Linked DNA regions of Homo sapiens: region 2 is linked to region 1. Evidence: chromatin loops called from intact Hi-C (ENCODE). Cell type or tissue: endothelial cell of umbilical vein. All regions are shown on one strand. Each heading gives the region's core, and the rest is flanking DNA. Links, peaks and the distances in the headings are about the cores only.

Evidence for each region. A loop is a pair of places that touch in the nucleus more often than their neighbours do. Peaks named below come from ENCODE experiments on the same cell type or tissue, not always from the same donor. Only the 100,000 strongest peaks of a DNase experiment are listed, where the experiment ranks them.
Region 2: a loop joins it to region 1, with 4 times the contacts of the local background. A loop is called at or near these places in 1 of 110 quality-filtered maps.

What each region holds. Positions count from the first base shown.
Region 1 is chr6:45,647,344-45,652,720 of GRCh38, reverse strand. No RefSeq gene overlaps it. Among named protein-coding and RNA genes, the nearest start is that of RUNX2-AS1, 73 kb to the right of the region's middle. In endothelial cell of umbilical vein, for the core only: no CTCF peak of the experiment used is centred there; a DNase peak (open chromatin) is centred at 1,960; H3K27ac peaks cover 560 bases.
Region 2 is chr6:45,476,285-45,481,661 of GRCh38, reverse strand. All of the region lies in intron 5 of RUNX2 (RUNX family transcription factor 2), which reads right to left. Among named protein-coding and RNA genes, the nearest start is that of RUNX2-AS1, 98 kb to the left of the region's middle. In endothelial cell of umbilical vein, for the core only: no CTCF peak of the experiment used is centred there; DNase peaks (open chromatin) are centred at 1,001 and 3,221; H3K27ac peaks cover 806 bases.

The sequences.
Region 1 (5,377 bases), core at 58-5,057:
GTTTTATGGGATTGTTTGGAGAGCCCTGAGCCAAAGTTTTCTACTCACTTAGGCAAGGCTGTTCTGCCAATTCTTAAATTGGCTGTTTTTTACATATAGGGTGTGAAAGATATCTCTATGCATCTCTAGGAACACACCCATTTGGAAGGAGACATATGTGACTATATATAATATCTTTATGTGCTTTTTGAAGGGATGTTTATACAACTTGCATATTATTTGGCATGAATATTTTTGTAGAATGGAGAAAGGGAGAGACAGCATGAGAAAGCTATTCCTATGCCATAACTGACTTTGGCTCATGAAACGAAATGCAAAATAGATTATGTTCCTTAGCAATGCCTCCTGGGTTGAATGGCTCCCAAGTCAACCCACTTAATCCTTCCTCCTGGAGGGTCACTCACCTTTGAACCTTCTTTTCTAAAACTACCATTAAAAAAAAATAACAATGATGTAGCCCAGTCCAGGCCCTACTGAAACCCAGGCTCCCTACCCCCAGAGGAAGAGCTCACCAAAAGAGTCATCTAGCTTCTAAAACTCGGGTTGCTTGAAGAACTTGATGGAAAGAGCAGGGTAGTAAAAGACAGCATTTTGGCTTTAACAAGGCTAGGAAGCCTAGAGTTGGGCCAGCTGTATAGTCTGAACTAACCCAAGAATATTAGAAGCCGGGGTCACATGGAGCTAGGACACCACCATTAATGTGGGGAGCAGAGACAGTCTGGCGAGGAGCGGAGGGAACGACTGCAGCCCCCTGCTGCCAGCTCCCACGTGAGTCAACCAGGAGGACGGGGGGACAGCTAGGATAGGCAGGCAGGAGGACTGATCCTGCAGGGTGAACGGGCAAGCTGCGCCCAGCCGTATGGAGTTCACTTGGGCCCTCTTCACACCATCAAGCTCCAGGACTTCCGGGGGGAGCCAAGGGTGACAGATGTGTCAGCCGGGACAGGCACCTCAGAGAAAAAGCCTCCTTGGTTTGTTCCATGGTGTTCCCTTGCCAAGTCCCCAACCCACACTGAGCAACCAAGCAGTAGGACACCCCATCTGGAGAGGAGGGAGGTGATGGCTCCATTCCCCAAAGCAATAGGCAGCAAGGTTTCCGACAAGGATGTTCAGTAAGTCAGCGGAACTGGCTGAGTCCTCTAGCACCTTCCATTTGCTTGGGGAATAAAGTAACACTGCCCAGCCCTGGACACACTTGGTAAACATCTGGTAAGAGGATAATCCTATTTCAGCATTCCATGGTGCCCTGGGAGCAGACGCTGGCTCTTAACAATTGATGCCTCTGGTGTCTGTTGCCACCTCTTACCACCATGCCCTTGCACTTAGAAGCAAATAATCCCAAGAGATGGCAGGGCCATATTCAGTTCCCTAGTTGTCCCATCCAGGCACTTTTAATGCCCAGTCCTTTCTCCTAAGAATTCCTCTGAGACCAGAGCTCCCAGCCTTGCCACTGTGTCTCTCCCTCAGGACATCTTTTCTAATTTGGGTCTGAGCTTTTCCATTCCTTCATTTCATGCCATTCCTTCTAATGATAACCCTTTGTGCCAGGCTCAATTACATACAAAGCTTAAATGAGCAACCCCAACTCTAAATTTGGCCCTGTCCATTGAAGGGGGTGGGGGTGGTGCCTTGGTCATTTGGCTTTGCTCAAAAAGAAAGATGCTACTCCCCATGGGGAAACAACGCCAAGGAGAGGGGGAAAATCTTTTGCAGAAATAAAAATCTAGAACGAAGAAACATACCAGTGCTGGCTGTCCCTGGTCACTGGGGCTTGAAGCTGCTTCTGCATCTTCAGCCAGGCCTGTTAGGACTCTTTGTCCCACTACAGGCATGCAGAAGCTACAGACATGCTTTGATTTTTCCTTTTAAAAACATCCTCCGATCTGACCCTACCTATGCTCTCCCTGCAAGGTTAGCAGAGGGTGAGATGAGAGCATTTGCCAGGAATTTCCTGACTTCTGTGAGTTTTTCTCAAGATCTAGTCATGAGTCAACATGATATACTGGGACACATGGTGGAGCTTGCAGTGGCCTCCCCTCCCTTCTGGAACTTTAGGAAAACCATGTCCCTGCTGAGTAACCCTGGGCAAAAATCCAGAAGGCCCCCTCCCTCTCCCTGACTCTCCCTCTGTACAGTCCCCAAGTTAGAGGAGATAAGGGAAATATATTTACAACAAACTTGATCAGACTATTAATATTCTCCAGAACTACACAAAGATCCCTGTTTATGCAGCTCACCTCCTTTCAAAATTAAGCTCTCTTGTATGGTTCCATTGCTCTTTATATTTTGGGCATTTAGAAAACCGGAGGAGGGGGTGATGAGGAGAGGAATGGAGAAGAAAGGAGAAGCATTGCCCAGATTCACAATGACAAGATCCGAGACCCTAACACACCCTCTGAGAGGCCCAGGTGAACTGGGCTGCCAGGTAGGTAGAACTATCTATGCAATTTTATTGATGTTGACAACCCATCTGAAATACTCAAACGAAGTAGATTCATTACAATTTCATGTGCGAGTTCTGACTACCAGAACTGGCTATCCTGGCCAGTGGAGTCCAGCCATGATCAGTTTCTGCTAGTGATAGTTTAGAATTACCCCTAAGAGTTTGGGGGAGAAGCTCAATAAAAATCAATGACATCCTTCGATAGATCTTTGAGTTAAAACAAATGGAGTGCTACCATGAGACTGTTAAATATCTGTGAAGCTTTGCCTCAACCCGGGTTAATGGGAGCAGATTCTGGGAAGCACTTTGCAAACTGTTAGATTGTAGCAAGGAATTGTTGGTATCACCATCGTTGAGGTTCACTAGCTTCAGCTCTTTGGGCCGAAGAAGATGAACGTCTTTTATGAATGTAGCATAGACTCACACCTGCAATCCCAGCACTTTGGGAGGCCAAGGTGGGCTGATTACCTGAGGTCAGGAGTTCGAGACGAGCCTGACCAATATGGTGAAACCCCGACTCTACTAAAAATACAAAAAAAATTCACCGGGTGTGGTGGCAGGCAGATGTAATCTCAGCTACTTGGGAGGCTGAGGCAGGAGAATTGCTTGAACCCGGGAGGCAGAGGTTGCAGTGAGCCGAGATCATGGCATTGCACTGCAGCCTGGGCAACAGAGCAACACTCTGTCTCAAAGGAAGAAAGGAAGGAAGGAAAGAAAGAGGAAAAGAAAGAGAGAAAGAGAAGGAAAGAAAGAAAGAAGAGAGAGGGTGGGAGGGAAAGAAAGATGAAAGAAAGAAGGAAGGAAGGAAGAGAAAGAAGAAAGAAAAAGAAAGAAAGAAGAAAGAAAAGAAAGAGAAAGAAAGAAAGAAAGAAAAAGAAAAGACTTTCTAATATCCTTGAGAATTTAGAGGTGAATATCTTTATTCCTGTCTTTCAAATGCAGAAACTGAGGGGCAAAGACATCAAGTGAGTTTCAGGCATTGAGGAAAATAGGACACAGCACCTCCGACCCCTTAGGCCCTTTATCTCCTTCTAGCCCAAGACCCTCAGGAAGGGTCAAGGCATCCTTAGTTGTGGAAAGCATAACTTGGGAAGGAAAATCTCAACTTGAAGGAAAAGCTTGCTGAGGAGAGAGGCCCTGTTTCTCCTCTCAGCCTTTCCTGTGTGCTGGTATCAACTGTCCAAGTAACAGATGGAGGTGGTAGGGCAGGTGGGCTGCTCTGCTGTCCCTGGCTGTGCTGGGGTCAAACTATCCACTCTCCCCATCGCAGCTGCCAGCCTGGCACGTTGTACCACCTGCCAGACCTGGTTCCTGAGGCCACAACAGAGTTCTCATACTTTCTACCATTCTGAGGGAAAAGTGAGATCAATATTTTCCAGGGCTCTTTCAACTGAGATGAAGAAGGCAACTGTCCTCTTCTCCACAGGCTTTTCTCCCCTTTCCTCACTTCCCCTGTCCTCTCACATGCAAGCACACAGGCCCATGGTCTCACCACCCCGGAAAAAGACAGCTCCCAGTTTCCTTCTCATTATGGGAAAAAAAATTCTGAATGGCTGCTTTTTCACATACATATAACAGCAAAAGGAGAACAAAATGAGGCAAAGAAGAATAAAATTTTAGTGAACTATAACTTTTATATTTTTATTTAAAAATGTTTATTATACATTATATTTTATTATATATTTTTATTATTTCTTTATTTGTTCATTTGCTTATTTATTTGTTGTAAGCCAGCAGAGCCTTTCCTTCTCCCAGCTGACCGTTTTCTACCATCTGCTGTCTGCCTGTTGAGGTGCAGGCCGCTGGGAGAGGCTTCCTGGAAGCAGAGCTTCCCCTGAAGCAGAAGTTCCCTGGATGTACGCAGTGGAGCCCAGGCTTTCTGTGAGACCCAGACCCAGGCCACTTTCATTGGCGGGCTCTGGAAACATTTTCTTTCAAACGCTCTGGGCTGTAGCTCACTTACACATAAAATGAGCAAAACAACACTCTTTCCCACAGCTATGCCATGAGGTTTAATTGTTGCAAATTTGTGAAGTGTTTTAAGATCCTTGGATTAAAGAAGTTATATGAGAAAAAAATGTTATTATAGAGTGGAATTCTGCTTAGTTGTCATATGTTTCCTGTAACTCTTCCCCTGTGTCTTATATAACTTGGAACAAGTAGTATGAGCTATGAGGCCTTCAGAAAGCCTTTAAGTAATTTCTTGGCCTGCTTTCTTTACCTTTTAAAAAAAATTCTTCTTCTACTTTTCCTTTTTTTTCTCTTTCTAATGCAGCCAAAACTTGTTCCCCTCTAATCTGTATGATGAGAAAGGAAGTTGCTTCAGTTGGGGTGGGCCCTTGTCCACGTGAGTACTTCCTCGTCTCTCCTCCCTTCCTCTCCCTTGCCTTTGCTCCCCACCTACATCTCTTCTTTTTATCCTCATATACACTTTCATAGATTGAAATAAATTTGACTTTGAGCCCTGGCTCTAAAATTTGCTCTGCCTCTTGGACCAATTGCCAAAACAGGTTACTGAGTGAGGCTCCCTGAAGCCAAGCCTGATGTGTGTCGAGGCTTGGTGATGGTGACAGAACAGAGCCTGGCTGACCAAGGAGCACAGGAGGCCCTGGGTGGCTCTTCCCCACTAGGACTTCCCAACATCAGCATCACACCCAAAATGCGGGAAAACACCCAGGCAGCTGCTACGGTGGCCATGAGGCAGCAGCCAAGAATGCCCCTTGTCCTGGCTGCAGCTGTGTCCCTAAGCAGGTGCTGCCTGGCGGCTGGGCATGCCTGCATGTGTCACATCCTCCCCTGGGCACACAGAAACACATCCCAGATCAGGGATACACACTGGCCCTCACAAGCAGCACTCTCAGGCCCCATGCCCGTCCTGAGGCCATGGAGATTGTGAGCATAAGATAGGCCCCAGGTGATGAATTCTTTGTAACC
Region 2 (5,377 bases), core at 252-5,251, 170 kb after region 1:
ACATTATGCCCAGTCTCTCTGACTCCGTTTTATCACTTGTTCTCCTACTAATTACAACTGAACATTCACACCATCCTGGACCATGTGAATCTTTATCTCTCCCTTGACTTTATGGGAAATGAACAAAAAAACTCTTTCTCTATGTCTACACTTTACTTCCAAAACTTAGTAAAACTTGAGTGTTTTAGTTCCAAAAACATTTTCTTTGCCTTCTTTTTCTGTAACATGTTCACACATACCACAGTTCTTTGTGTTTCGAGCACTTATAGAGACCCCACTGAGAGATGCAAAGATTTTTTTAGCGGTAACATTTTTAGCAATGGAAATAGCAGTTTTCGTAGTTGAACAAAAAGCATCACTGTTTATTTGCCAATCCAGCTAAACATGGATGGCATTATTCTTCAAAGAGTGCAGTGACAACTAGCCTACAAACAGACTGTCACGCAATTCCTGGATCCTGGCTCAATTTCCTTAGCATGCGATCCTTTCTATTTCTCTTTCATTATTAAGGTTTTGTGCATATTTTATGTGAGACAGAGAGTGAGACAGAGACAGAGACAGAGAAACAGAGAGACAGAGTGTTTTAAGCAAAAAGAAACACTACACAGATGTAATTAAAAAGGCAAAGGGCTCCTCTCTTGACATTCACTGCTGCAGCAGCAGAACATCATTCTCAATTTTCTCATTTCTGTAACAGGAAGAAAATGTTAAAAAGTAATAACCAAAGAAAAAGTCAGCCAACTCCCACAGCCTGGTCTTGCTGTGCTGAATGGCAGAGAAGATCACAGAGGAAGAAAAAAGAAAAAGACAGAAAAAAGGAGGCGGAGAATTTCTTGCTTAAACTGGACCTAGTCCAGCTGGCAAGAAGAGGTGGTTTTCTTAACGCCTGCAAAACCTGATTACTTTTTTTAAAGGAATGAAGAAGAAGGAGATGTAAACACAGCCATTAAAACAGATTTAAGGTACTTAGTTTTAATCTAGTCTAAGACCTTTTCAATTGTATGCTGCTCTGCAATTCTCTGCTTGCTAGACATTAATACAGTGCATAGGCACATGTCAGTGTCTTCTAACCAGTGAACGCTTTCAGCTGAGCTCTGTGGTTACCCTCTCAGGTCAGGCATGGAAGGAACAGCAGCTTAAGCAATAATGGATGCATGTCTGTTACGTGCTATGTCTGTCAGAAGTCTGTTTTACGACATTAAAGGACTATTGTGTTTATATCTACACAACAGGTCTTAAACAGATTGTTTAAACATGATTAAACAAGAGACGTCTTTGAAATAACCCCCCTAATAAAATTCAGATGGGTAAAGAACTGAAAAATGCAGTCAACAATATTTTGAAAAATCATTTCTCTCTAAGCTGCAAGAGTAACATGATATAAACTCCAAAATAAAACTGTTTTTACAAGTTAAACTCAAAGGATTACCTCATATATCAGCACCGCTTTCCAATGGAATAGCGTTTATCCACCTATCCATCCACTCTTTCTTAATGCTGTTGCACAAGTTGCTAGTCTTGATAGACAGATAATTGCTTTATTCAGCCAGGTGTAATGAAGGGGAGTCTATTGTGTTAATCCCAGTATTCTTATCTTCTGTGAACTCTGAATAAGGAACTGAAAACTCTACCTCTTCATTTCAGAACTACTGGAGTTTACTCACATTCAAATCTGTTAAAGTGTTCTTACATGCCACTCTGTCACTAAAGGTGCCAAGTATTTTGAGTAGGATCAAGTTATCGTTATATAAAAAGGAATCAAATGTAGTGTTAAATGGAGTTAGAAGATAGCAAGTTTTACTCTTCTTTTCAAGGCACAACAGATTTTTTTAAAGTGTATTATTCTCAAGCCAAAGGAAGCAGGTTGGTGTGGGTTAATATTAAAAAACATCCTTCGAGCGATTACATTTAAAACCTTTTTTTGTTTTTCAAAAGCAAGTGTAGTGTTAAGTTTTGTGGATATCTGCCTGCTGGCTTCATGCTGAATTATTTAATCAATAATGACAGTTTGGCAAAATGTTTTTCTTTGGTCCATATGAAATATATTCCCTTTTCCACATATACGTACATATATGTGGTTATAAATTTATATTATCTCTATTATATGCATACCTATGTGTACAGAGAGGAATAATCCAGCCAGAGGAACAGCGTTACTACTAACATTAGTTCCATGTCTCTATCCAGGTAATTAGGGATACCGTCCTCTCAAGGCCCCACATGCTTTATACTCTGCCCCATGACATCACAAACACTTCTGATCACAAGCATACCTTTCTTTGCAATAGAAACGTACCTTTCTTTGCAATAGGAAGTTCTCATCCTTCAGCCTAATTAGATGCCTTCATTTTAGTTCAAAATGATACATACCGAAGAACCTATGAAGCTCACTGGAAAAGAAGTAATGCAATCTGGAAGAATGGGATAATCCCTGAAAGAATATTATCATTTAATTCTTTCTCTTCTGGGTCCTATCTCTTTCATGGACCTTTCATTGAGAATGTTCTCAGGAATGGCATTCTTTCTGCTCAGAGGATGGGCTCTTCTCAAGATTTAACTTGCCTAATGTCTCAACAAATCCTACTAACAACCCTTGCAATTCAACACAGAAAGTCTGTCCTATTGCGTGCACCTTAATCTCAGCTACTCTGGAGGCTGAGGCAGGAGAACAGCTTGAACCCAGGAGGTGGAGGTTGCAGTGAGCCGAGATGGTGCCACTGCACTCCAGCCTGGGCGACAGAGAGACTCCATCTTAAAATAAAAAGAAAAGAAAAGAAAAGAAAAAAAAAGTCTGTCCTATGGAATTGATGACTGCCCAAAATGCAGTATGAAAGAGAACATGTGACTGAAAGGAGACATGGGTTCTGCTACTAATAGCAAGTGTGAACTTCTCAGGTACAGAATTTTCTCATCTGTAAAATAACAGGTGACCTAATTTGCAATCCTAAGAATCAATAAAGCTATGGATTCCTCACCTGTCACTATGAGTTCCACAAATACACACACACACACACACACACACATTTACACACAATTAGTGAACTTAATGGAATAGTTAAAAGACCAAGGCAGTGTCTGATTAAAAAGGAGAATCTCATTTCTAATTCTGGGCCTGACTATACAAGGAGCAGGAAAACTTGGGAGTCTATTCCTAGCTCTGCTACTAAGTTAGTTGTGAGGCTGTAGGCAAATATCTATCATCTCTATGATTCAATTTCCTCCTATGACTCAACTTCCTCATCTGTCAGAAAAAAACAAAGTATCTACAACACAGGGATGTCGTCAGGACAAAATGTAATAAGAGGTGAAAATGTCCTACACAGGTAAAACCACTATGCAAATGTAATCTTCACTTATCAATTAAAATATCCTAAGCATTATTATGTTTCATGAACTATGCTAAACTAGGGTGCTCACGGTATACTGGAGGCATCATAAAAACAAATAATTACAGCAGTGTGATAAATAATATAATTAAAGTATGAAAAGGAAACCAAAGAGGAGCCAAAGATTAAATACTTGACTTTCAAGAGCAGTCAGGAAGGGCTCCCAGAGGAGACAGCGTTTGAGTAGACTTAAAGAATGAGTAGAATTTAGTCAAGCAAATGCAGAAGAAGATAACATTCCAACCAGAAGGAACAGCAGGTGCAAAGACACCGAGATGAGAAAGTATAGAGTGAAGCAATTTGGCATCGCTGGAGCTCAGCCACAGGTGTGTGGGTGGAAGGCAGTTGGGCAGAGCAGATGCTGAAGGGCCTTGTCAGTGTGCCACCAAGTCTGAACTTCATCCTGCAAATAACAGGGAGACACTGAAGTATTTTAAGCAAGGGTGTGCCATGCATTGGTTTACAGTTTAGGAAGATTGCTTTACTTACAGGGGAAGATAGATTTAGAAGGGAGTGCAGTTAGAGACATAAAACCAGTTAGGAAATTGTTTTTACGTTATAAGTCAGAAGATAAACACTGAGAGAGTATACTAAGCTAAATCAGCACTAAAAGATTTGAGGGAGTGAATGTGAGACATAGAATAGAGGTACAGACAACAGTACAGTGGAATAATTAGATGTCAGAAGTAAGGCAGAGAAGGTGAGTCTCAGGTTTCTGGTTTGGTCACCTGGGTGAACTGTAGGGCACTCAAAACTGGTAAAACTGGAGGAGGTTCATGTTTGGGCAGAGAAGTTTGGTTGAAGTAGAGGTGGGGAATCCCTAACGCTGTGTTGGCCATGAGTTTGAAGTACCCATGGGACATATTCAGGTGCAGACACCCAGGAAGCAACCTAGAAATACCAGTCTGAAGTTCAGAAGAGACTGAAGATGCATTTTCAGTGGTCATGGGAACACGAAGTTAATAGTGTCAATGAGGACACTCAGGGAATGGGTACAGAACGAGTGGAGAAAAGTGTCTAAAAGGGAACCCTGAGAAGCAAACACTCCTAGGGTGGCTAGGCAAGGAAGAGGAACACAAAAAGTGATCTAGGAAAGAGAAAGATGAGGAGCCAGTGGCGGAGACAACCCATGCAGTGGCCACTGAAACGGTTCTGAATCTGCTCTTCTGCTGCTTCAGGGACCCAGGGGAGCTTAGCAAGAGAACCTTTGTCTGTGTCCAGGCAAGGGACACAAAGTTAGGTCACAATGGTAAAAAGGATAACTCTCCTTCATTCATTCCATACCCATTCCTCATGCAGCCTCATCAATCCCAATGGCTTCAAGTTCCTATGACTATGGAAAATGCATTTCCAGTTTCTACCAAGCTTCAGATTCATATTTCTAAATGCTTCCTGTACATCCTTGCATAAGAATACCTCTAATGATATTCATTATTTAAAGGGAAAGATAGATTTAGAAGGGAAAAATGTCTAAATACTATTAGAGGTATTCTTATACAAAGATGTATTATTTTCTAATATTTCAAAATGGAGCCCTAGACTGGTCTATAATTTTATATACCAGGTCGCAGTATAAACTTTTATTTCTTAACACTAATTTGAAAAGAAATGCATGCACAGTGTCTTCTGAGTTCAATCTTAGTCATGTTATTTTAAACAAATGGGAGAATTTTTTACCCAGTCTAAAAGCCCTCCCAACTGCATGACAATCAGCCCTTTCTGGGCCAAGTCACAAGTCAGACAATGGCTCTGTATGTGTCACTTGCACAGGCCAGAGAGTAGGCAAAATTTGTTCTCGTCCAAATATTATATAGGGAAAGCCAACATCAGAGTCAGCATCAAAGATGAGGGAAATCAAAAGAAAACATGAAGCAACAACAAAAATCTCCAAAATTAACCATCCTCCCCAGCCTATCTTCTGAGCAAGGTCCTTCCTCCCCAAAGGCTCCTTGAATCTCATGGGGCAGTATAGCTGACCACTTATCCTACCA